Linked DNA regions of Homo sapiens: region 1 is linked to region 2. A link is a loop called in an ENCODE intact Hi-C map of the cell type or tissue named here. Cell type or tissue: K562. All regions are shown on one strand.

The links. A loop is a pair of places that touch in the nucleus more often than their neighbours do. Peaks named below come from ENCODE experiments on the same cell type or tissue, not always from the same donor. Only the 100,000 strongest peaks of a DNase experiment are listed, where the experiment ranks them.
Region 1: it touches region 2 in a loop (2.2-fold over the local background); 4 of 110 quality-filtered maps call a loop at or near these places.

What each region holds. Positions count from the first base shown.
Region 1 is chr11:46,105,542-46,108,041 of GRCh38, forward strand. All of the region lies in intron 1 of PHF21A (PHD finger protein 21A), which reads right to left. Among named protein-coding and RNA genes, the nearest start is that of PHF21A, 15 kb to the right of the region's middle. In K562, no CTCF peak of the experiment used is centred here; DNase peaks (open chromatin) are centred at 1,220, 1,500 and 2,380; H3K4me3 peaks cover 539 bases.
Region 2 is chr11:45,994,116-45,996,615 of GRCh38, forward strand. The region is part of intron 6 of PHF21A (PHD finger protein 21A); the gene reads right to left. Among named protein-coding and RNA genes, the nearest start is that of LARGE2, 73 kb to the left of the region's middle. RefSeq lists an enhancer at 293-838. In K562, a CTCF peak has its summit at 1,516; DNase peaks (open chromatin) are centred at 396 and 1,516; H3K4me3 peaks cover 230 bases.

The DNA.
Region 1 (2,500 bases), 110 kb after region 2:
AATGAATGTCACTCTGAAAATATCCCAGTGTGTACAGTACCCTTCCATCACCCCTTCTTCTTCCCAAACACCATAAAAAAAAACACAAAAGGAATGAATGAGTCTAAGCTACTTAAAAATCATAACAAATGTCCAATGATAACTACAAATTTAAATGAGAAAAAAGCAAAATTCTCATAATTTTGTAACTTGTCCAAATTTTACATTTAAAAAGCACTAGGCCTCTTTGAAAGACTCAATTCTTAGACTACCTTCTTATCATAAATGTGCCTTGAAGGATGCAGAGAATTTTTGCTTCAGATTCTGAATATCTTGATAGGTGTATTTAAAACAAAAAACATGACTATTGCAGTATAAGTTATTGGGCTTTTTATACTAATATCTAATAGCATGACAATGTATTTAATTACACAAATATAAGTATTAGGCACGGATTTAATATTTGTATACTAACATGTAATATACAGAAAATAAATACAAGGAACAGGACTGGACCTAAAGGTACTGAGAACCTGACACAATGAAAACAGGAACTATTGCAGCTCCCTCCATTGACATCGTAAAGTTGCCACATTTTCTGGGCTCTCTTTTGAATTAATGTGGCATCTGTTCCAAGTACAGCATGCTAACATTTTACTAAAAGATATTTTCATTCTACATTTGTATCTGATTTGCTTTTTATTTGAACTCCTGTTTTATTTCAATGGTCATTATTTCTTTATACCAAGTTGTCAATTTGGCATTCCTAATCTATCTCCCCTGAGCACAAAAGGGTGGGGGGGAACCATCAGCTTAAAACTCTCTAACAGCAATAATTACAATATGTTTTGCATATAGATTAAATAAAGAAAATAAACAGCACAAAGATTTTTGTAGGCTTTTTAGTATCAAGTCCTGATAAGTTAACGGCATCTGTTCCTTTCAGAAAAAGAATTCTGCTCTGAGGTGTTGGGGGTTGGGGGAAGTAAACAAATACTAAATAGAATAATTCAAGTTACAAAGTTTGGTCTTCGAGATATGATGATTTCAATAATTTGCACATATCCAACTCCATCCACTGATAATTGCTTTTTAAGACATCTTCAAAAATGCTGTAGCAACAAGCCAAATACAACCACTTGTACTTAACATGCATGCTGCATACTCCACAATGTTACGTCACATCAGGCACAGAGAAGACGCTTACCAAGCTATCCTGCGTTCTATAAACTGCCTAACAACAGAAAAAGGCACTGCCATCTCAATGGGAGTAGAAGCTATCAGGGCAGGCAGCCCTTTCCCTTTTGGTCAACTCTGAGGAAAACAAGTAAGGTTTATATTTCTGTCTTTTAAAGCTCACCTCTCTCCAGGCCTATACTTTGAATCCTTCAGCCTTTCACAGAAAGAAAGGCTGTTTCTTTAAAATTAAAAAGCTGCAAAAGATCACTCCAACTTAAAAGTCCCACACCTTTTACCAACTGTCCTCCAGCTGTCCCCACGGCTGCCTCTTCTGCAGGAAGAATGGCCTATCTTGAGCACTCATCTCCAAGTGGGTGTGGGTACCCTGAGGAAGGGAGCCACTGGGAAGAAATTATTACAACTTATATTTTAAAATCTCATCCTTTTAAAAATTTCAAATTTCCTATATGTTTGACAACATGCATAAAACACTAGTTTAGACTATCATACATTTAACTGGTAACCATAATTTTTAAAAGTGTAGAGAGTACTGGTCAAGATGACTGAGTCTAGAATAAAAAAGGAAAACTAGGCTCTACCACTAACTTAGTCAAATTCTTGTCTCTCAGTTTCACCATCCATAACATTAATTGAGCCCTCTGTACACTATTAGACTAGAATGAACAAGAATAAAATACTCTGTAGGACATGGTCTGAGCCACTCAAAAGGAAAAGCATATTTATGAATGCTACCAATGAGAAAAACTAAACTTGGCTGGTAAAAAACGTTGACTACTCTATAGTTTAAATAAACTGCTACATTCTACCAGGTCCAATTCTTAGAATTTTACGGCAAGGCTTTAGCACTTCGTGGATCTAAAGAAGCATAAAGCACCTTAGATGCAAGGAGTGTATTCTAGGATTAGAAAGGCTTTTTTAAAAACTTTTATAACGAAAACTTTTTATTACCTGTGTAACAAAATTTTTTAATTTAAAAATTACAACAGTGAATTATCACTAATAATCTCAGCAACAAGTTAAAACTCTCAAAGCTGGAATCAAGAGTTCTATTTAATGTAGATTATAAGGCCTTTAGTATGTCTTTCTAAATATAATGCCAGAAAAAATGAACAGCACTCAAATAACTTACTTTTTTTTTTTAACTGCGTTAAAAAATACTGAGTTATCAGCATAGCATTTGGTAGTGGTTGAGTGAGTAGGGATAGGTGATGGGGATGAGGTCAGCCCACACTACTCACATGAAGTTGTGAAGACCAGGACTAATTCCTATGTAGGGTATCTTTACGCTGATTAAGCAGTACTACTTTGAGTTTCTATTAAT
Region 2 (2,500 bases):
TTCTGTTGCTAACCTTACAGCCTCAAGCCAAAAACTTCAATTCTGGAATAATGACTTCAATTTTAAAAATGGAATGGACACTGGCAACATTTAGACTGGGTAAAGTGTTGGGCTCTGGTGGGTTTTTAAAGTAAATCATAGCAAACTTTACTTACCATCCACTAAAGCTGGATTTAAAAATTTGATTCACTAACAGATTTATCTTACTGCCATAAAAATTATGTAGCTATTTGTCTTTTGAAATAGAGCTCAGATAATCAAAACCCATATGCAAAGGGGCTGCGGAAATACCATTACAAACCACACAGAGAGGTTTTAAAACCAGCCTCCCTGCTTTCAGAGCTGCTACTAGGAATCCTGGCTGCCCCTCCTCCACGTATCAGGCAAGACCAGGGCTCAGTCAGTAAGACTGCTGTGTAAGTGACGCAGCCATCACTTCTGCTTAGTCTCCACAGGCCTAATGTATGTGATGCTGAATTTACTTATCTCAGTAGGCAGCACAGCCTCACCAAGAGTGGTTATGTTTTAGGCTTTGTAAGAACAAGATGTCAGGGGTTTTGCTGTTGCATCATTCTGCAACACCTTATTTCAACTCTGTGCTGAGCTGGCAAAAGCTCTAAATCAACCCAGCTCTGCAACCCAGCTCGCTTAGCTTACCCTTCAGATGTTCCAGTAGTAGGACGACTTTGCAATATTCACTGGCAACGTGACACACTAGTAACAGTTTGTCTAGTCATCACACGCTTTGAATGTCTCCCTGGTATTTCTCTGTCCTTGTCCCTCTGTGCTGCATTTTCCTTACTAAATATTTCTGATAATATTTTCAACCAAAGGACGTAAGAATCTAACTCCATCTTGAGCCCACAGAAATGTGTATAATCTCTGTGCTATATGCAGACCTGGGAGAAAGACCTAATTGTCAGACTGTACCTAAGCGTCCTAGAGTCTACTCTGCTTAGATGTTGAGAATGAGAAGAGACAATTATTTCCATCCCCTTTATAAGAATACAGCTGATTTCAGGTTGGCTGCTAAGGCAAGTGTGATAGGCTTGCTTGGAGAAAGCATGGATATTTGTTGTCTGATGGGATACAGTGGAACGAACCCACTCATCAGCAGGCTATCCACTTTTGCCACTAATCATAGGGGAGAAAGCACTTTTAGGAAAAGAAAATGGAACAAATTCAGTGGAAAAGAAGTGACACAAAAGTGCAATGTTTAACAAGCAGCTGCTCTTGGTGGCTGAAGGTGCTCCTGTCCTAACAGAGACTCCCCTAACAGGAAGGAATCATTCTTACACAGGGGTGCATACCTATACTTCACAGCATGTTTGTGTGACAGTTATACTGTCATAATTTTAGATGGTTAAACCTCTACTCCCGGGTTTATAAAAGATCAGAGCACTTGTCACTCTTGGTGCAGGTAGAGTGAGATAGAGTGGTTGAGCAGTTCATTTTTCTTTATAATTACACTCCATTAACCTTCCACATGAGAGCTCCCCTGTGCTTTCATACCAGCAGCACCAACTGGCTGCATTTGATAAGGCTCTACAGAGTCTGCAAGACCAGCACATGTAACAAAAGGAAGACTTTAATACTGCAGACTTAAGCAGAAGCTGAACGCAGCTCTGTTACTTATTGGCACACATATTCAGCTCAATTATACATGTGTAGACAAAAACAAACCAAAAACATAAAGCTGGAAACCAGTAAACAAATGATGGGAGCTTATTTAAATCAAAAGTGATTCAAAAACCTTCTGGTAATCTTCATAATATTCAAACCCCAAATTCATTATTATTTTCAGTATATGGCTTTTTTTAAAAAAATAATTTTTATTTATTTATTTAGACACAGGGTCTCCACTGTCACCCAGGCTGGAGTGCAGTGGTGTGATCATAGCTCATTATAACCTCAAACTCCCCGGCTCAAGTGATCCTCCCACCTCAGTCTCCCAAGTAGCTAGAGCTACAGGCATACACCACCAAATCCAGCCAATTTTTAAGTTTTCTGTAGAGATGAGGTCTCACTGAATTGCCCAGGCTGGTCAGAAACCCCCGGCTTCAAGTCACCCTCCTGGCTCGGCCTCCCAAAGTGAGCCACCATGCCTAGCCATTATTGTTTTTCTAACCTTTGATAATGTGGCATCCTATTAAAAACATAGGATCTAGTACTCAAGGTAGTAAAGCTTACAGGTTGACACATTATAGAGTGATCTATATTACAATTAGATCACATTGGTGTCTACAAGCTACATGTGGTATTTACTTGCTAAAGCATTTCTCTTTATGTATTGCTCAGTAACTCACTTAAAAAATATGCTGGTTAAGAACTAGCACTAAGTCTGTCCCTATCATCCTTGACAGTGGCCACATAAATGATTTCCCTTTTTGAGAGACAGAGAGAGAGAGAGAAACGTATTCCATTAATAATGCATTCTCCTGGAGTTTTTAATGCAGTGCCAGGAATGCTACTCTCCATATGCACAAAGGTAGATTAGTGC